Linked DNA regions of Homo sapiens: region 2 is linked to region 1. The links are chromatin loops, found by intact Hi-C in ENCODE. Cell type or tissue: A673. All regions are shown on one strand. Links, peaks and the distances in the headings refer to the core of each region. The heading gives the core; the rest is flanking DNA. Region 1 has its middle 35 kb from the start of LSMEM1. Region 2 has its middle 23 kb from the start of LINC03076.

Evidence for each region. Hi-C counts contacts between places; a loop is a spot of excess contacts. Peaks named below come from ENCODE experiments on the same cell type or tissue, not always from the same donor. Only the 100,000 strongest peaks of a DNase experiment are listed, where the experiment ranks them.
Region 2: a loop joins it to region 1, with 5 times the contacts of the local background. A loop is called at or near these places in 1 of 110 quality-filtered maps.

The regions. Positions count from the first base shown.
Region 1 is chr7:112,510,856-112,521,828 of GRCh38, forward strand. It overlaps the pseudogene NPM1P14. Among named protein-coding and RNA genes, the nearest start is that of LSMEM1, 35 kb to the left of the region's middle. In A673, for the core only: no CTCF peak of the experiment used is centred there; no DNase peak of the experiment used is centred there; H3K27me3 peaks cover 2,288 bases.
Region 2 is chr7:112,589,554-112,600,526 of GRCh38, forward strand. No RefSeq gene overlaps it. Among named protein-coding and RNA genes, the nearest start is that of LINC03076, 23 kb to the right of the region's middle. In A673, for the core only: no CTCF peak of the experiment used is centred there; a DNase peak (open chromatin) is centred at 5,038.

The sequences.
Region 1 (10,973 bases), core at 4,477-8,476:
GGGGGCTTAAAGAAAGGAGGAGAGGGCCCACTCTTATGGGAGATTGCTCCAGGCAGAGCAGCTGGAGAGCAAAGAAGATGTATAGCTGGAGGTGGGCACAGCAAACAGAAAGGGAAAAGAGGAAAATGATGTGGGTGGAGATGGATGGAGATGCAGGGAGTGAGGAAGGTGCAGAGAGAGAGGCTGGTGGAGAATTTGAAAGCCAGGAGTGATTTAGTGAAGCAGTGATATGGAAAGAAGGATTTGAGAGTTGTGGTGTTTGTGAATCAGCCATGCAGATAAATATTTTAGCCATCGTGATCAAAAATGTGTATCACAATTCATGGGATGTACAAGCAAAACCTAGGAGGGTAAAGATTACAGATGGATGTCCACTGTCACCACTATTTTGCTAATTTGGTTCTGTAGCTCCTTAAACAGTAGCTAACTCACTTTTATTGAATGCCCTTTATATGCCAAGGACAGAGCTAACCACATTACCAGCGTTGTCTCATTTCATGCTCATAACAATCCTATGAACAGGTGCTATTTAAGCAACCCTATTTTATAGATGGAGAAATAGGCTTGATGGCCCAGTGTTTTAGTTTCATGGGGCTGCTGTAACAAAGTACCACAAACTGGATGGCTTGGAACAACAGAAACTTATTGTTTCTCAGTTGTAGAGGCTGGAAGTCTGAAATCAAGGTGTCAGCAGAGCCATGCTCCCTCTGAAGGTGCTAGAGAAGGATCTATTCCATGGCTCTCTCCTAGCTGTTGGTAGTTTCTTGGCTTGCAGCAGTAACTGCAACCTTCACCTGGCATTCTCCCCGTGTATGTCTGCCTCTTCACATGGCATTCTTTCTATAAATGGATAAATTTTGGATGAGGGGCATATCCAACCCCAGGATGACTTCATTAATTAATTTTAACTGCAATGACCCTATTTCCAAATAAATTAACATTCTGTGGCCCTGAGGATTAGGACTTCAACACATGAATTTGGGAGGAGGGACGTAATTCAACCTGTAACACCCAGGAACCCATGGACACCTGGGGTCCTATGTTGGCAGTGCTCCTGGCCTGTTCCCACCTCCTCTGAGGCCTCTGGCAAGGACAGGCATCCCCCTGCTCTGCGGCTGGCTCTGGGGCTCAGCTGTGGTGCACACACTACAGTGACAGCCTTGGCCTGATGGGCTGGAGTCATTGCCAGGGGGCAGGTGCTCTGGCCCGGCCGCCATGGCAGCTGTGTCTTTGTCATCACTGCCATGTCTTGCTGACCCTCTGGAGAACCTCCTACCACTCTTTGTCATTTTTTGTTTGTCCTCTGTGAAATAGACTCACAGCCTCCGTCTATGTGCTTCTCCATCTACGATGCCTGTGTAATTGTTTCATAAATGCTTTTGGAAAATGATTTGTTTCCATTGCAAATGCACCATGATTCACTTTTGCCTTTCTATCTGTGGATTTAAAATGGATCTGCACTCCCCCTGCCAAAACCCCAGGAAGGCAAATGTAAACAGTGTACCTGCTTAGGGGTCCCACTATCTTTGAGAATAAAATTATCAGCATCCTTTCTCTTCCTTAGACTATCTTCAAAAGCTGAGGCCTGTTGTACTACTTCCTGGGCTGGTTTCTGTTCAGCAGCATATTTGATAGGGAACTGTGATTTGAATGATTCTATCAGTTCCCCAGCAAAGCAAGCCTCATTCTTGTCACTCCTCATTCTTATTTGGAAGTCTATAGAGGACACACACAGTCACATTCCCCTTTACTGTATAATGTTCCAATCAGCAGCCAGCATAATGAAATCCAATTCATATGTTAGGCTGTTGTGGTTCTAAAAATATTTCACATCCCCCTGAGGGGCTAAGGAAATTGGAGGAATCAAGGTATTACCGCAAACCTGTCATTTGCAGAAAAGTTCTTCAATCATTTTTGGAGGTGGTAGATTTGTTCTTAAGAAAACAAAAATAGATCAGCTCTCCAAAATGAGGCTGCGTGTGAGATCGTTCCACTGAACCTTTACTCAGATGCCAGGCCCTGCGTGCAAGTCTAATGATCCCTCACTTCAGATATATATGAATTATTAAGGTCAGTTAATTAACACATTTTTCTTCTGCTGAAGTAATTAGATGAATAGAGCTCTTGCCCTCTTTTTGGCTTTCCTGGCAGTTGCTCAGGGCTGAATAGAGGCAGTAAACATATTGCCAAACAGATGCTAACCAGAGAAGTAATTTTTCAGTTTCCATTTGATTTCTGAAGTGTTATCCTGCAACTGAAATAAGCTCCTACTTGGGGATGGTAGGGGAGGGCAATGCGGAAAAAGAGAGAATGAGGTGAAGAATGGGCAACAAGCCCCCACACAAATCTGCCTGAGAGCCTCTGCTAGATACCCAATGTTCATGTGTCATTCCACCTAATTTTTTTAATACTTCCTTCACAACATCTCTATGTCATTTGTACAAAAGTTATCCAAAGGGAATATTTATTACAGCTGTTTGCATGAATATTCCCAGGCCATTTCCTTTCTGTCCCTGGTGTGGCCACAACATTTTAAGTGGCCAGAAATTAGGATTTGGTACGTTTAAAGTGGTTTGTCTGTAATACGTGTCTCTTGATTTTTCTAGGTCAGTGGTTCCCCAGACTGCCTTTGTACTAGAATCATCTAGGGGCACCTAAGAAAGAACACCTTCCCAGCCTTTACCTAAGATTGATGATCTCAGCATCTCTGGGGACTGGCCTGGAAATAGGAGTTTAAAACATCTCTCAGGGTAAATCTGATGCTCAGTCAGAGTGTGGGAGGTGCTGTTCTTCGTAATGGAGATGGAAGTGTCGACACTCAGGAGCTCTCCTTCTCTTTGCAGACAGGTGAACTGTGATCATTCTATACCCTGGGCCTAATGGCCAGTCCAGGGAAGCCTCCTGAGTTGGTCCAGTCAAACACACGAAATGGCATTGATGGCTTGGTCTGTGGGTGTGATATGCATTACTCAGGATCGCTTGATGTTTTTGTCTCCAGGGCCTCTGCTGGAGCAACCAGCATTTTATGAAAATTGCCTTCTGTGGGAAGTCTGGCCGAGGAGGCAGTGTCCCACAGAAGAGAAAGATAAAGACATAGGTAGCAACTTTCAGACTTCCAAGAGCTCCAGTTTTTTCACCTGTGAAACAGGTTTAATCATAACCCATGCAGCTGTAAGGCAGGAACAAGGTGATGTGTGTGTGAGTCCTAAGTAAGTTTTAAAGTACTGTATTCATGGAAGGATGATGATGATGGTGATACTGATTTCAGCAAAACTCTGATAGAGATAAAGGAGTATAATGGAGGGTTGGAGAAGAAGGGATAGAAATTGTGCTGTCCTTAAGGGTGGGGCAGGTGGCCTAGCAGCGTCATGCCTGAAACACAGTCAATAAATGTTTCCTTGCTGAACGCTGCCTGGCTGAAATTCTGTGTGATTCCCCTGGTATGTCTTTCCCATATTTAGTAAAATGTAATGATCACTTTTCCTGGTTTTAGCAACATTTTGCTTTCAAAAATATCATGGATGCAAGGAAGTTCCCTCACAGTGATTTGCCATAGCTCCACACCTCCCGGGAATGGTCCTGGAGACAGGCCTGTGCATCGAGGCACGTGGAGTGGGCTGGTCTATAGCACCCACCTTAGGAACCTGGGGACTTCATGAGGGGCCCGACTGCATGACAACTTGCTAGAATTCCCAAGAAAAATGATGGAGGAAGCATTATGATCGGTGGTAGGGCTCACAGACAGTAAAGATTAGAAGCCACGATCAAAAGAGGGGATGAAAACGGCTCCAGTTGAACTCTTTTTGAAATGGCAGAGTTGAGGCACATGGGCTCTATAGCTGGGATCCTGGGTCACATTCGTTGACAGTTGGGAGGGATAGCAGGACCTAAGTGCTTTATATGCATTATCTCACTTAATTCTTATAACAGCTCTAAAGCAATAGTATAATAAGAGGGGCACAATCCCTTATTTACAATTTGGAAACCCAAAAATCTTTGAAAGCCTCAAGCTTTTCATAATTCATTTGAATGTGAAATGAACCTGACCTGAAATCTTTTGACAGCAAAACCTAACTAGAACTTATGTGAGACTTTTTCTAGTTTTGATTTATCCCACCTGTTGTAAATATTCATGTTTTGCTGCAGAAATATTAATGAATTTGATTATAGAGGAGTGCATCAGAGCTCACTGGGTGTGTTACATAATACATGGCATATACACCATGCTACTGTTCTATCATCCAGAAATCTGAATTCTGAAAACACGTCTGACCTCCTCCCAGAGTTTGGGAATAGGGATTTTCATTCTGTTTCTCCACTTTCACAGAAAAAAAATGAAGCTTAAATCAGTGAAGTATTAGGTTGGTGCAAAATTGCAGTTTTTGCCATTACTTTCAATGGCAAAAATCGCAATTACTTTTGCATCAACCTAATAATTTGCCTAGGGTCACAAAGCTGCTAAGTTGGGAACTATGGTTGTGCCCCAAGTCTGTTGTGAGATATTCTGCTAAGAGTTGCTGTTTCTTCCTTGGTTTTGAATCCCTTTCCCAAAAGCTTTCCTTTTTGTTGTCCTGGTTTGTGTGGCAGGCTCCAGGAGGAGGTATGTGTGTGTGTGCATCGTGGGAAGTAGAGTCAGGTCTTCCTGCTTAGCTACCCATACTCAGGCTGCCTTGTTCTGTAAATACCTTGCGTTTTTCCTAAAACACAAGTCTGATCATTCCACTCACCTGCTTAAAAGCTTTTAGTGTACTATTCATAATAGCAAAGATAAGGAATTAACCTAAATGCCCTACAACAGTAGACTGGATAAAGGAAAGGTGGTACATATACACCAAGGAATACCATGAAACTACAAAAAAGAGCGAGATCATGTTCTTTGCAGCAACATGGATAGAGCTGGAGAGCATTATCCTTAGCAAACTAACACAGGAACAGAAAACCAAATACCACACGTTCTTACTTGTAAGTGGGAAGTAAACATTGAGTACACATGGACATAAACAAGGAAACAACAGATACCAGGGTCTATTTGAGGGTGGAGGATGGGAAGAGGGTGAGGATCGAAAAACTACCTGCTGGGTACTATGCTGATTACCTGGGTGACGAAATCATCTGCACACCAAAACCCCATGACACACAATTTATATAACAAACTTGCACATGTACTCCTGAACTTAAAAGTTAAAAAACAAAACAAAACCCTTTTAGCACTGCTAGAAGGTCAAGTCCAAACTCCTTAGAATGGAATATAAAGACGCCCTGCACTGGTTCCCAACTGGCTGTAGTAGCATGGGTGGTTAAAAGTATGGACTCTAGAGCTGTATCGCAGGGTAAAACCTTTCTTCTGCTGCCCCCTAGGTGTTTGTATCCCAGGCAAGTCTTCTCTCTGCCTTAATGTTTTATTTTTTATGTTATGTTTTTTGAGGTAGAGTCTCGCTCTTTTGCCCAGGCTGGAGTGCAGTGGCACAATCTCGGCTCATTGTAACCTCTGCCTCCTGGGTTCAAGCGATTCTCCTGCCTCAGCCTCCAGAGTAGCTGGGACTACAGGCGCCTGCCACCACACCCGGCTGATTATTGTATTTTTAGTAGAGACGGGGTTTCACCATGCTGGCCAGGCTGGTCTTAAACTCCTGACCTCAGGTGATCCACCCGCCTCAGTTTCCCAAAGTGCTGGGATTACAGGTGTGAGCCACCACACCCAGCCTGCCTTAGTGTTTTATCATGTAAGGCTGATTTAGTCATCCACTTCCTAGTGTTGTAATGAGGCATGAATGAGTTAATACAATGTAAAATGGTTAGAACAACCTACACAGTAGGCACTCAAATGACACTATTGTTTTCATGGTTTCTCTGGCCTTGTTGTTGCTGCCCGGACTCTTCCTGTCCCCATCTGACCACACGCTTCAACCATTCCTTCCAGAACAAGGAAGACTGAAGCAGCCTGCTCCCCCTGCTGCATGCTTTTTCCTTTCCTTTGTCCTATTGTCTGCCTGTCAAACACCTGTTTATCTTTGACAACTGAGTTCAAGAGCCATCTTCTCCTTAAAGACTTCCCCAGTTTGCTTTCCTCCTTCCTGTCCTTTGGGTCTCCACGATGCCACATTTGTATTTCTGTCACGACCACCGACAGTATTTTAAAGTCCTTATTGGTGTCCTGATCTGTTTCTTTGCCTGAATTTTAAGCCCCTTGAGAACAAATCCCCTATATGTTTGTATCTCCAGTCCCTGGCAGAGAGTCTGACACAAGCCACATAATCAATGTGTGTGGGTAAATGCTATAAAGAGAACTCGTTCCAACTTGGGTAGGAATTTCTGCTATGGATGCCATTTACAAGCGACAGAACCCACTCTTGCTAATTTGAGCTGAAAAGGAACATATTAAAAGACAGCTCACAGAATTTCCAAGAAGCCACAGAATGGGGCTTTGGATGTTTTATAGCCAGGAATACGATGCAAGTCACATCAGTGGGTTGTTCCGGTGGTGGTCCTCCTGCCATGCTGAGCCAGGACAGGGATTTGCCTTGCTGACATTGAGCATGGGGCACTACCTTCAGACCGTTGCCCCTGCTCCCGCTGAAAGCAGAACATCTCTGTGGCCACCCTCTGCCATCCTCACCAGCATGCTATCACATAGTGCCTGGGTGGTGCCTTTTAATTGTATTGCTTTCTCCCAAACTGAAATCTCCCATGGATGCACCTGACTGGTGGAGCCTAGGTCAAAGGCTTCTACACAGACTGCAAGGGAGACTAGCAAGGGGAAGGCATCTAGTTTAAGAAAGCATGGATTCATAAAGTGGGAGTGCCGAAGAGCAGAAAAGGGGGTTTCAAAGATGCTGAGTGGCCAGAATATGTGGTGAGAATGACAACGGCAGTGAGAATTGACACCACCAGCAGCAGCAGTGGTGGTAAAGGGGTGATGGCTGGACAAGGCTGTTAAGTGGTGAGAGGAGAGGATTTCAAGGGCAACAGGAGGGGAACTTCAACAGAGTTGGAGCATGGGATGCCTAAGACTCCGTGTAGAAAAATGAGGGAGACATTTGAGCTTAAAGTTCTAGACTACTGATTTTCTTTCTTTTCTTTTCTTTTTCTTTTTTCTTTCTTTCTCTCTTTTTCTTTTTGAGATGGAGTCTCGCTCTATCGCCCAGGCTGGAGTGCAATGGCACAATCTTGGTTCACTGCAACCTCTGTCTCCCGGATTCAAGCGATTCTCCTGCCTCAGCCTCCCAAGTAGCTGGGGTTACAGGCACTCACCACCATGCCCAGCTAATTTTTGCATTTTTAGTAGAGATGGGGTTTTACCATGTTGGTCAGGCTGGTCTCAAACTCCTGACCTCAGATGATCTGCCCGCCTCAGCCTCCTAAAGTGCTGGGATTACAGCCGTGAGTCACTGCACCTGGCCGACCACTGACTTTCTTAGCTGAGTTTTTCATTGCGCCTCCCTAATCTTCTCCATCAAGACTGATATCCTCTGGAAAAATGAGGATCACACTCACATATCACAATTGCGTTCTTCTAAAAAATGCTGGCTCTGAGGGATTCATTGGTAACAAAAGTGAGGAACTCTTCATAATCGAAATCAGTGCTGTTCACCAAATGTTCCAGATATGCACTGTCTGATGTGGTATGTGTGAGCTACACATGGCTATCAAGCACTTGAAATGTGGATAGTGTGACTGAGAAACTGTTAACATTTTTTTAAGGCAATTTAAATGTAAATAGCCACATATAGTCAGGGGCTAACTTATTAGATAGTGCAGGTGTAGATAATTTGATCTGTTTCGGAAGGCAAAAGAGATCACTACATTTGTAAAATTTAAAAACATATTTGAGGCTGGTCATGGTGGCTCACATATGTAATCCCAGCACTTTTGGAGGCTGAGACCAGCAGATCACTAGAGGTCAGGAGTTTGAGACCAGCCTGGGCAACATGGTGAAATCCCGTCTCTACTAAAAAATACAAAAATTAACTGGGTATGGTGACTTGCACCTGTAATTCCAACTACTGTAGAGGCTGAGGCACAAGAATCACTTGAACCCAGGAGGCAGAGGTTGCAGTCAGCCGAGATTACGCCACTGCACTCCAGCCTGGGCGACAGAGCAAGGCTCCATCTCAAAAAAACAACAACAAAACAAAGCGTATTTTAAAATGTATCATAGACTGGCATATAACCAAGTGTGTTTGTTGGCAAAAAGCCACTTTTTAATTGATAGAAATATTTTGGGGCATGATGATTTAGCAACAAATGTATAAAAAGTGAGATAGTAAGTTTAATTTTTTTTTTTTTTGGATGGAGTCTTGCTTTTTTGCCCAGGCTTGAGTGCAGTGGTGCAATCTTGGCTCACTGCAACCTCCGCCTCCTGGGTTCAGGCGATCTTCCCACCTCAACCTCCCAAGTAGCTGGGACTACAGGTGTGGGCCACCACACCCAGCTAATTTTTGTGTCTTTAGTAGAGATGGGGGTTTCACCATGTTGGCCAGGCTGGTTCCAAACTCCTCCTGACCTCAGGTGATCCGCCCAACTTGGCCTCCCAAGGTGCTAGGATTATAGGTGTGAGCCACTGTGCCCAGCTGTGAATTTAATTCTTAATAGTGATTCTGCACTGTAAAGTTTGTTAAACTAAAGATCTTAAAACTGGAGTTTGCAGTAACAATATTTTCCAACTAGGACATTTTGGAAAGCACTTATTTGTCAACAAAAGAAAAACGGCCAAATGTTTGGGATTGTGGTCTTTGAATCACACATCAGAGTCACTGTGGCAGGCTTATTATAATACAGACTGCAGGGTCTCACTTTTAGAGCTTCTGATTCTGTAAGTCTGCGGGGAGCTGAGGATGAACATTCCTCACAAGTTCTCAGGTGATGCTCATACTGCAGGTTTGGGGATCACATTCCAAGAACCCCTGACTTAAAGAAATGCTCTTTTAAAATTTAACTTTTTCCTTTAAGGACATCTCAGAATCTTTCATCTGTAAGTATTGCTCTGGTCCTCTGAAACTCCCAGAGGGAGTGGTATATGAGAGATATCCCATATAATTTGATCATAGAACCCTTCCCCTTAGGGTAAACCAAGGATTATAATTGGAGAGACACAATTCTACGAAATTCAACTGAATTCAACATAAAGCTTAGTTTCCTCATTCTTCCACTTCCTCGATCCAGCCACAAAACTAGGGTTCCATGGGCTCAGTTCTAGGCTGTTTTCCGTTTTCCATCTACCCTCTCCTCATAGGAGAGCTCACCTGGGGCCATGACTTGAAATGCTGATGATGCCCCATTTGACATCTCCTGCAATCTCTCCTCTGAACCCACATAGTGCATCCACTGCGTACTTAACATTTTCATCTCAAACTGAATGTGTCCTGAACTGAACTCTTTCTTGTTAATAATTCCCCCTGAGCCACTCTGATTCCTCTCCCGGTTTTCCCTACTTGGGAAATAGCATCACCACCCACCATCTGGATTGTCATTAAACCCATCAGAAATAGTTGTTATTTCAGCCAAAAAAGAACAAAAATGCGTATAAGAATGTATGTGTTGGGTGTGATTCTGTTCTGTGGGGCCGTTCCCTGGAGCAGTAGTCGTTTATCTCTGTTTGCCTTCTCTCCCACATAAGTGCATGCCACCCTTCCATGGAGGATTCGATGAACATGGATATGAGCCCCTTGAGGCCCCAGACCTATCTTTTCAATTGTGAACCAAAGGCCGACAAAGATGATCACTTTAAGGTGAATGATGATGAAAATAAGCACCAGTTATCTTTAAGAACGGTCAGTTTAGGGGCTGGTGCGAAGGATGAACTGCACATTGTTGAAGCAGAAGCAATGAATTACAAAGGTAGTCCAATTAAAGTAACACTGGCAACTTTGAAAATGTCTGTGCAGGCAACAGTTTCCCTTGGGGGCTTTGAAATACCACTACCTGTGGTCTTACAATCGAAGTGTGGTTTAGGGCCAGTGCATATTAGTGGACAGCACTTAGTAGCTGTGGAGGAAGATGCAGAATCAGAAGATGAGGTGGGGGACGTGAAACTCTTAGGTATATCTGGAAAGTGATCTGCTCCTGCAGGTGGTAGCAGGGTTCCATGGAAAAAAGTAAAACCTGCTGTGATGATGATGATGATGATGATGATGATGATGAAGATGACGAGGAAACTGAAGAAAAACTCCGGTGAAAAAATCTATATAAGATATACCAGCCAAAAGTGCACAAAAGTGAAGCCAGAATGGAAAAGACTTAAAACCACTAACACCCAGATCAAAAGGTCAAGAATCCTTCAAAAAACAGGAAAAAAGTCCGAGTGCAGTGGATCACGCCTGTAATACCAGCACTTTGGGAGGCCGAGTTGGGCAGATCATGAGGTCAGGAGATTGAGACCATCCTGGCTAACACAGCAAAACCCTGTCTCTATTAAAAAATACAAAAAAGTAGCCAGGTGTGGTGGTGGGCACCTGTAGTCTCAGCTACTTGGGAGGCTGAGGCGGGAGAATGGCGTGAACCCGGGAGGCGGAGCTTGCAGTGAGCCGAGATCGCATCACTGCACTCCAGTCTGGGTGACAGAGCCAGACTCCATCTCAAAAACAAAACAAAACAAAACAAAACAAAACAAAACAAAAAAACAGGAAAAAATCTCCTGAAACACAAAAAGGATCTAGTCCTGTAGAAAACATTAAAGCAAAAATGCAAGCAAGTATAGAACAAGGTGGTTCTCTTCCTAAAGTGGAAGCTAAGCTCATCAGTTATGTGAAGAATTGCTTCCAGATAACTGACCAGGAGGCTATTCAAGATCTCTGGCAGTGGAGGGAGTCACTTTAAGAAAAGAGTTTAGACAATTTGTTAAAAAAATTTCATCTCATTTCATTTCTGTAACAGTTGATATCTGGTTGTCCTCTCTGTGATGCAGAGTGAGAACTTTTCCTACTGTGTTTAATAAATGTTTTCCAGGTTCCATCGCCAAGAATTTGTTGTCCAAA
Region 2 (10,973 bases), core at 2,704-6,703, 77 kb after region 1:
ACTCCGTGAGAAGATCATCCCCAAGACACATAATCATCACATTCTCCAAAGTCAAAATAAAAGAAAAAATCTTAAGGGCAGTCAGACAGAAAGGCCAGGTCACTTACAAAGGGAAGCCTATCAGATTAACAGTGTACCTCTCAGTGGAAACCCTACAAGCCAGAAGAGATTGGGGACCAATATTCAACATTCTTGAAGAAAGAATTTCTAACCCAGAATTTCATATCCAGCCAAACTAAGCTTCAAAAGTGGAGGAGAAATAAAATCATTTTCAGACAAGCAAATGCTGAGAGAATTCATCATCTCTAGGCCTACCTTGCAAGAGCTCCTGAAGGAAGCACTAAATATGGAAAGGAAAAACCTGTACCAGCCACTATAAAAACACACTGAAGTACACAGACCAGTGACACTCTGAAGCAACAACATAAACAAGTCTGCAAAATAACCAGCTAGCATTATGATGACAAGATTAAATTCACACAAAACAATATTAACCTTAAATGTAAATGGACTAAATGTCCCAATTAAAAGACACAGAGTGCCAAGCTGGATAGAGCCAAGATCCATAGGTGTGAGGTATTCAAGAGACCCATCTCACGTGCAAAGACACACATTGGCTCAAAATAAAGGGATGGAGGAAAATTTGCCAAGCAAATGGAAAACAGAAAAAAGCAGGAGTTACAATCCTAGTTTCTGACAAAACAGACTTGCAACCACAAAAAAGACAAAGAAGGGCATTACATAATGGTAAAGGGTTTAATTAAACAGGAATAACTAGGTATCCTAAATATATATGCACCCAATATGGGAGCACCCCGATTCATAAAGCAAGTTCTTAGAGACCTTCAAGAGACAGACTTCCACACAATAACAGTGGGAGACTTTAACACCCCCCACTGATAATATACAGATCATAGAGACAGAAAATTAACAAAGATATTCAGGACCTGAACTCAGCTCAGGATCAAGTGGACCTGATAGATATCTACAGAATGCTCCATCCCTAATCAACAGAATATACATTTTTCTCATCACCACATGGCACTTACTCTAAAGTTGATCACATAATTGGAAGTAAAACACTCCTCAGTAAATGCAAAAGAACTGAAATAATAACAAACAGTCTCTCAGACCACAGTGTAATCAAATTAGAACTCAAGATTAAGAAATTGACTCCAGGCCGGGCTCGGTGGCTCACACCTGTAATTCCTGCACTTTGGGAGGCCGAGGCAGGCAGATCACAAGTTCAAGAGATCGAGACCAGCCAGGCGCGGTGGCTCACGCCTGTAATCCCAGCACTTTGGGAGGCCAAGGAGGACAGATAACGAGGTCAGGAGATCAAGACCATCCTGGCTAACACGGTGAAACCCCATCTCTACTAAAAATACAAAAAAATTAGCCAGATGTGGTGACAGGCGCCTGTAGTCCCAGCTACTTGGGAGGCTGAGGCAGGAGAATGGCGTGAACCTGGGAGGTGGAGCTTGCAGTGAGTTGAGATCACGCCACTGCACTCCAGCCTGGGCGACAGAGTGAGACTCCACCTCAAAAAAAAAAAAAAAAAAAGAGATCGAGACCATCCTGGCCAACATGGTGAAACCCCGTCTCTACTAAAAATACAAAAATTAGCTGGGTGTGGTAATGCATGCCTGTAGTCCCAGCTACTCGGGAGGCTGAGGCTGGGGAATCGCTTGAGGCAGAGATTGCAGTGAGCCGAGATCATGCCACTGCACTCCAGCCTGGTGACAGAGCGAGACTCTGTCTCAAAAAAAAAAAAAAAAAAAAAAAAAAAAAAAATTTACTCCAAACCACACAACTACATGGAAATTCAAAAATCTGCTCCTGAATGACTTTTGGGTAAATAATGAAATTAAGGCAGAAATCAAGTTCTTTGAAACTAATGAGAACAAATATACCATATACCAGAATCTCTGGGAAGCAGCTAAAGCAGAGTTAAGAGCGAAATTTATAGAACTAAATGCCTACATCAAAAAGCTAGAGAGAGCTCAAGTTAACAACCTAACATCTCAACTAAAAGAACTAGAGAACCAAGAGCAAACAAACCTCGAAGCTAGCAGAAGACAAGAAATAACCAATAGCAGAACTGAACTGAAGCAGATAGAGCAACAAAAAACAAACAAACAAACAAAAACTTTCAAAAAATAAGTGAATCCACAAGCTGGTTTTTTGAAAAAATTAACAAAATGGATAAACTGCTAGACTAATAAAGAAGAAAAGAGAGAAGACTCAAATAAACACAATTAGAAATGATAAGAAGGGTATCACCACTGACCCCACAGAAATACAACCACCAGAGAATACTATAAACACCTCCATGCAAATGAAGTAGAAAATCTAGAAGAAATGGATAAATTCCTGGACACATACACCCTCCCGAGGCTGAACCAGGAAGAAATTGAATCCCTGAATAGACCAATAATGAGTTCTGAAATTGAGGCAGTAATAAATATCCTACCAACCAAAAAATGCCCAGGTCCAGATGGATGCACAGCTGAATTCTGCCAGAGGTTCAAAGAAGAGCTGGTACCATTCCTACTGAAACTATTCCAAACAATTGACGAGGGACTCCTCTCTAACTCATTCTAAGGGACCAGCATCATCCTGATACCAAAACCTGGCAGAGATACAATAAAAAAGAAAACTTCAGGCCAATATCCTTGATGAATATCAATGCAAAAACCCTCAACAAAATACTGGCAAGCTGAATCCAGCAGCATATCAAAACCCTATCCACCACAATCAAGTAGGCTTCATCCCAGGATGTAAGGTTGGTTCAACATGTGCAAATCAATAAATATGACTTATCACATAAACAGAACTAAAGACAAAAACCACATGATTATCTCAATAGAGGCAAAAAAGGCCTTTGATAAAATTCAACATCCCTTCATGTTAAAATCTCTCAATAAACTAGGTATTGAAAGAACATACCTCAAAATAATAAGAACCATATATGACAAACTACAGCCAATATCACCATACTGAATGGCCAAAAGCTAGAAGCATTTCCCTTCTAGAAGCACAAGACAAGGATGCCCTTTCTCACCACTCTTATTCAACATAGTGTTGAAAGTTCTGGCCAGGGCAATCGGCAAGAAAAAGAAATAAAGTGTATTCAAATAGGAAAAGAGGAAGTCAAACTATCTTTGTTTGCAGATGACAGGATTCTATATCTAGAAAATCCCGTTATCTCAATGGTTGAGCTTCTTAAACTCAGCCTAAAAGCTTCTTAAGCTGATAAGTGACTTCAGCAAAATCACAGGATACAAAATCAATGTGCAAAAATTCTCATGCTATTTTCATTCTATTCCTATTCTCATGCTATTCCTAGATTATTGAGTGTGGTGGTTAATATTTAGGGTCAACTTGTTTAGATTGAAGGATGCAAAGTATTGTTTCTGGGTGTGTCTGTGAGGGTGTTGCCAAAGGAGATTAACATTTGAGTCAGTGGACTGGGAGAGGCAGAGTCACCCTCAATCTGGGTGGGTACCATCTAATCAGCTGCCAGTGCGGCTAGGATAAAAGCAGACAGAGGATTGTGGAAGGACTAGACTGGGTGAGTCTTCTGGCATTCATCTTTCTCCTGTGCTGGATGCTTCCTGCCCTCAGACATCAGACTCCAAGTTCTTCAGCTTTTGGACTCTTGGACTTACACCAGTGGTTTGTCAGGGGCTCTCGGGCCTCCAGCCACAGATTGAAGACTGCACTGTTGGCTTCTCAACTTTTGAGGTTTTGGGGACTTGGCATGGCTTCCTGGCTCCTCACCTTGCAGACAGCCTATTGTGAGACTTCACTTTGTGATCGTGTAAGTCAATACCCCCTAATAAGCTCCCTTTCCTATATACATCTATCCTATTAGTCCTGTCCCTCCAGAGAACCTGGACTAATATACTGAGTTTATTTCAGGAGTAGTTTTGGAATTTTATCAACTCCCTTTTCAGCACCTATTATTGCATGAATCAAATAGATTTTCTGGTTTTGTTTATTTATATAAGAAATTAAATGAATACATTTCTTATTATTTAATCATTTAACCACCCTTTCATTCTTGTAAAAAGTTCTACTTGGTTATGATATATTATTGTAATATGTTGCTACTTTTGATTTGTAATCTTTTAAGAAGACTTTTCCTTTTATAATCTTATGTGAGATTTAGAAAAAGGTTATTTTGGATAGTCTTTGTTCAATTTGGTGTTGTGCTAGCTTTATAGAAAAAATAAGGAAATTTTATATCAATTCAATACCCTGAAACGAATTAGGTCAAACTTGAAAAAATATCTTTCCTTTAAAGGTTGTAGAACTCACTCACACAATGGTCTGGGACTGATGCCCTTTTTTGTACAGTAGGTTTTTAAAAACCATGTTTTCAAGTCTTTTCTGTGGCTATTTGGCTATTCAGTTGTACATTTTCTCTGATATTCCTTTAATAATCTATGCATCCCTAACAATTATTTCCTCTAAAATTTTAGATTTATTGATATAAGTATTAGATAGATTCTTTTGTGGTTTCATAAGTATTATTTGCATCCTTGGCTATGTTTGCATTCTTATTTCTGTTCTTCTCTCTCTCTCTGTTTCTTTCTCTGTCTGGAGAGAATTGCCAGAGGCTTCTGAGTTTTATTGGGCTTTTTAAAGAACTAACTTTATCTTAATTAATCCAGTCTGCCTTTGAGGGGTTATTTTGTATTTAATCTATTTCTGTTTTTATCTTTTAAAATTCATTTATAATTTTTTGTTTTGTTCTTTTTATTATCATCATGAGTTGAAAGCTTAACGCATTCATTTTCTGTCTGTCTTGTTTTCTAAAAAATGCACTTAAGGCTGTGCGTTTCTACTGAGTATTGCTTTGGTCCCATGCCATAGACAGGAAATGCAGTCTTCTCATTGATGCTCATTTTTATTAGTAATTTTAGATGTAACTTCTCCTTTAATGCAAGGATTACTTAGAAAAATGATTTTAAATGTCTCAAATGCCTTTACTGTCTCTTCACATCTGTTTTTCATTAGACGAATTCGACTGTGTTCTTTAAATACCACAATAGGTCCTAAGTACCATTCAGCATCTCATTGTTCCCTTAGCTGAGCAGCTCCCAGATGGTATTCATCTGCCTGCTGAACCATTCCTTTATTATAGACAGACACTATTAGAAACCTCTCTGATATCCTTGGTCTCAACTATCAGGGCTTGTTGAATTGAAGCAGCTGAATTCAATACAGTTTAAAGTTGTTTCTTTCAAGAGTTAACTCATTTTTCTGGGCTTCAGACATTGAACAAGTAATGGCCTGGCCTTATCCAAAACTTGTGTGTATATATATATATATATATATACACACACACACACACACACACACACACATATGTGTATGTGTATGTGTGTGTGTGTGTGTGTATATATGACCAATTTTAGATTTCAAGATACCTACTCTCCTGAATAATAACATAGTTGGGGAAGTGAGGATACACGGACTTCATCTTGTAATGGAAGATGTCTCCCAGTTTTGATGATGTTTTGTATATGACTACAGATAGTATGAACCATGTGTAGTGAGCTCCTGTCTACTTTCCCATTATTTGTCAACCCAGGTCTTATCATTCTTCTTTCCAAATGGATTGGGCTCTATGGTGATGTGACTGATGTCCCCCTGTGATATTCCTCTGTGGCCCTTTGTAATAAATGTGCATTCCTTCAGATCAGCTAAACACTATGCTCTTAGAGTTAAACAATAAAATTAAAATTAATACAAGCCATAAACAAAATAAAACCAAAAATGCCAGCTAAGGGTGTTATTCTTCCATCTTTTAGGAAAGGAAGATTTGGGTACCTGAATGACTCCTCTGAAGTTCCTCAGGGGACAGAAAGAATAGCAGTCCTTAGCCAGGGAACACAGATCTCTACAGGCCAATTTTTCCCTAGAAGCCTCAGCTACTGGTCTGCTCTTCCTCCTAGGACTTTCTCCTTGGGTCCCTGGGTGCTCCTTGGGCTCACCTCTTTCCTTCAGGACTGGCCAGAGCTCACACCTTCCAAGCCCAGGAGCCATTTGCCTGGACGGTGTTGTGGCTGTTGGACTGGAAGTGAGGGCCCAGCAAATATTGAGCACACAAAACTAATTCACAGCACTATCCTCCTCCCTTAGACATTTACATCTTTGCCAGTCTTATGAGCATAAAATGGCATTTCATTGTGTTAATCTGATTTTTTCTAATTACTGGAAAGATTGAGCATCTTTTAATATGCCATTCAAACTCTCTCTTTTGCAAGTTGCTAGTTCATATTGCTTCCCATTTTCATACTGGCAGTTTACCTTTTCCTTAATAATTTGTAGTTGTATATATTAACATACCTATACTCTGGACACTAGCCCTTTGTTAAATGTATTACAACTCCCAGTTGGTGGCTTGTCTTCATTTTGCATTGTCTTTTTTTTTTTTGTACAAAAGATTTTAATGTTAATCTAAGTAGTTTATTTTTTTCTTTTTAAAGAAGGGAATAAATTTGAGGATGTCCTGTCTTCTCCACTGCCTCCAATTCCCAAGAAAATGTTGAAAAGGGGAAAATTAATGATTCACTTCTCTAACTATGATAATAAATAATAAGTGATGTTAATAGGAAAAAACCCAGACGGTGTTAACATTTTTATACTAGAGCTTTAAAAAGCTGCTTAAATGTCAATTTGTGCTAAAATACAGGCTTTAAAAGAGGCCTGCAAAATTAACTGTCGAGGTTATAAATCCTAAGAAAAAAACCAAATCTTAGGTCACATGAATGTCTGCCAGGACTGGGTAATTTTCACTTTAACCACTTTTTAGTTGACAGGAGTAATCTGTAAATGTTGCAACCTTATTATGTACAGGACAGGGTGGCTGAGTCATCTTGATATTAAAAGGAAAGAGTTTAAGTGCATTGTGGATCATCTTTATGCTGTAATATTAGAGGGAAGACACATTTAAAAGGAACATAGTTGAAAACAATGGGTCTAAAACGTTGCTACTCACATTTCATCTACGTAGAAAGGGAGGTCTCTGGCCACCATGGTAACTGTTTTTACACATAAACTCACTGGTCACATAAGGACATCAAGTAGACTAAAAATAAAAATGCCAAATTTTACATTTCAAGACCAAAAGTGAATCCTCTCACACAAAAAATATTTTTGTAATTAAACATCTCATAGCTGTTCATTTTCACTCCAAACTATGTATTTAACTCTTGATGGAAACATGCATACATTTCTGACTTATTAATTCTGAAAACTTGCTTATGACATTTAAAATAATTTAAAGTAGTGGCTTTGAGTTATTATTAGCATTCATCATTTTTTATATCCCATTTTTTCCCCCAATGCGTGACGTTGGGAAAAAACGCAAAATAATAAACTTATAGATTAATAATTTAAGCAATTTATAACTCTGGTCTTTTAAAAGTGATCTTCTGCAGACTCCTTCCTTCTTTCCAATCCTTCAGGGCAAGCTAAGCCCTATATTGTGAGAGTGGTCCATCTCAGAGGGTGAGATGTTTATTGGCCCCATTGTTGAGGAAGCCAGCAAACTGCGTACATCTAGGGTTGGCCAGCCAACTCCTGTGTTGTTTCTGGATGCTGATCAAACAGAATTCAATTCTGTTTGACTTTGATCCCAGTTCCATCTTCTAACTTCTAGAAGAAACCCATACTTTCTTGGGTTCTGTGACATCCTTGACTTGTGACTCAGATCCTTGGCAGTGCTATGGGGCCTCAGTTGTTCTCTAGGTCGCTCTTGTTTCCTCAACCCTGTGATAACTCCCAAGTTGGTCCTTAAAACCTGTATTTAAAAAATTTTTTTTTGAGTATACCATTCGCCCTTTGTATTCTCGAGTTTCATATCTGCAGATTCAACCAACCACAGATAAAAAATATTGAAAAATAATAATAATAAATAGCAATACAACAATAAAAATAATTTAAAACCAACACAGCATAGCAACTATTTACATAGTATTTACGTGGTGTTATGTATTATAAGTAATCTAGGGATGATTTAAAGTATACAGGAGGATGCGCTTAGGTTATATTCAGATAATACACCATTTATATCAGGGACTTGAGCATCTGCAGATTTTGGTGTCCATGGAGGTCCTGGAACTAATCCCCCTTGGAAACCTATCCAAGAGACAATCTGGGGATACATGTAGATAGTATAATGGTTACTATAGTGAGGCAGATTAGCATATCTGTCATCTTACATAGTTGCTTTTTTGTGACAAGAACAGCTAAAATCTACTTATTTAACAAAAATCCCTAATGCAATACAATTTTATTAACTTTAGTCTTCATGTTGTATATTAGCTCTTTAGGCTTTTTCATTCTACATACCTGCTACTTTGTATCCTTTGTCCTGCATCTCCCTATTTCCTGCCACTCCCCCGACTCTTGGTAACCACTGTTTCACTGTCTGGCTCTATGTATTTGAACCTCTTTTTACAAATATATTCCACAGGCAGGTGAGATCATACCATACTTTTCTTTCTGTATCTGGCTTATTTCACTCAGCATTTTGTCCTTTAGGTCCATGCATGTTGTGGCAAATGGCAGAATCTCCTTCTTTTTAAGGTTGAATAATATTCCACTGTGTGTGTGTGTACACATGCCACATTTTCTTTATCTATTTGTTCATCAGTGGACATTTAGATTGTTTCTATATCTTGGCTATTGTGAATGATACTGGAATGAACATGGGAGTGCAGATATCTTTACAAGGTGGTGATGTCACCTCCTTTGGGTATATATCCAGATGAGGGGTTGCTGGGCCATATGATAGTTCTATTTTTAATTTCTTTAGGAACCTCCATATTGTTTTCCATAATGGCTGTACCTATCTATATTCCCACCAACAATGTATTAAGTGTCCCTTTTCTTGAGGCCCTTGCCAACATTTGTTATTTCTTGTCTTTTAGGTAATAGTCATCCTTACGAGTGTGAGGTAATATTTCATAGTGGTTTTAATGTGCATTTTCTGTATAATTAGTGATTATAATTATTTTCATAAACCTGTTGGCCATTTTTATGTCATCTTTGGAGAATTGTCTGTTAAGATCTTTTACCCATATTTTCATTGGGTTATTTGTTTTTCTGCTATTGAGTTATAAGCGTTCTTTATAAATTTTAGATATTAAACCATTATCAAATATGTGGTTTACAATTATTTTTTCCCAGTTCGTAGGTTGCCTTTTCATTTTGTTGATTGTTTCCTTTACTGTGCAGAAGTTTTTTAGCTTGATGTCGTCCCATTTACTTATTTTTGATTTTGTAGCTTAAGCTTTTGTGTGATAACCAAAAAATTACTGCCAAGGTCAATGTCAAGGAATTTTCCCCTATGTTTTCTTCTAGGAGTTTTATGGTTTCAGTCTTACATTTAGGTCTTTTATCCATTTCAAGTTGATTTTTAAGTATGGTATAAGATAAGAGTCCAGTTTAATTCAGTTTTCCCACCACAATTTATTGAAGAGAGCACCCTTTCCCCATTGTGTCTTCTTGGTACCCTTGTCAAAAATTAGTTGTCCACATATCTTAGTCCATTTAGTTTTGCTATAACAGAATACCTGAGACTTGTTAATTTACAAAGAAAAGAGGTTTATTTGGCTCACAATTCTGGTGACTAGAAAGAAAGTCCAAGAATATGGTGCCAGCATCTCCTTGACTTCTGTTGAGGGCCTTGTGCCACCTCATAACATGGCAGAGAAGTAGAAGGGGAAGCAGGCATGCCAAAAGAGGCCAAACACTAGAGACAACCTTGCTTTATAACAACCTACTCTCCGGGAGGCTGAGGCAGGAGAATCGCTTGAACCAGGGAGGTGGAGGTTTCAGTGAGCTGAGATCACGCCATTGCACTCCAGCCCTGGGTGACAGAGTGAGACTCCATCTCAAACAAACAAACAAACAAACAAACAAAAAACCTACTCTTGCAGGTACAAATCCATTTCTACAAGAACGAGAAATCACTCACTCCTGAAATATGGCATTAGTCTATTCATGAGGGATCTGCTCCCATTATCCAAATAAATACCTCCCAGTAGGCCTCACATCACAATTCTGCTACATTGAAGATGAGGCTTCTTACATAGAAACTTTTGGGGAACACACTCAAACCATAGCACCCTACATGTTTAAATTTATTTCTGTACTCTATATTATGTTCCATTGGTTTATGTTTTTGTTTTATAATTTAAAATCTTCCCTGTCCTAAAAGATGGAAGAATAACACCCTTAGCTGGCATTTTTTGTTTTGTTTTGTTTTGTTTTGTTTATGGCTTGTATTAATTTTATTTTTTTAACTCTAAGACAATAGTGTTTAGCTGATCTGAAGGAATGCACATTTATTACAAGGGGCCACAGAGGAATATCGCAGGGGGACACCAGTCACATCACCACAGAACCCAGTGCATTTGGAAAGAAAAATGATAAGACCTGGGTTGACAAACAGTGGGAAAGTAGACAGGAGCTCACTACACATGGTTCATACTATCTGTAGTCAGAACTGCACAACTATATGGAAACTGAACAACTTGCTCCTGAATGACTACTGGGTAAATAATAAAATTAAGGCAGAAATAATTAAGTTATTTGAAACCAATGAGAACAAAGACACAACGTACCAGAATCTCTGGGACACAGCTACAGCAGTGTTTAGAGGGAAATTCACAGCATTAATTGCACACAGGAGAAAGTGGGAAAGATCTAAAATTGACACCCTAACATCACAATTAAAAGAACTAGAGAAGCAAGAGTAAACAAATTCAAAAGATAGCAGAAGACAAGAAATAACTAAGATTAGAGCAGAACTGAAGGAGATAGGGACACAAAAAATCCTTCAAAAAATTAATGAATCCAGGAGCTAGTTTTTTGGAAAGATTAACAAAATAGATAGACTGCTAGACAGACTAATAAAGAAGAAAAGAGAGAAGAATCAAGTAGACACAATA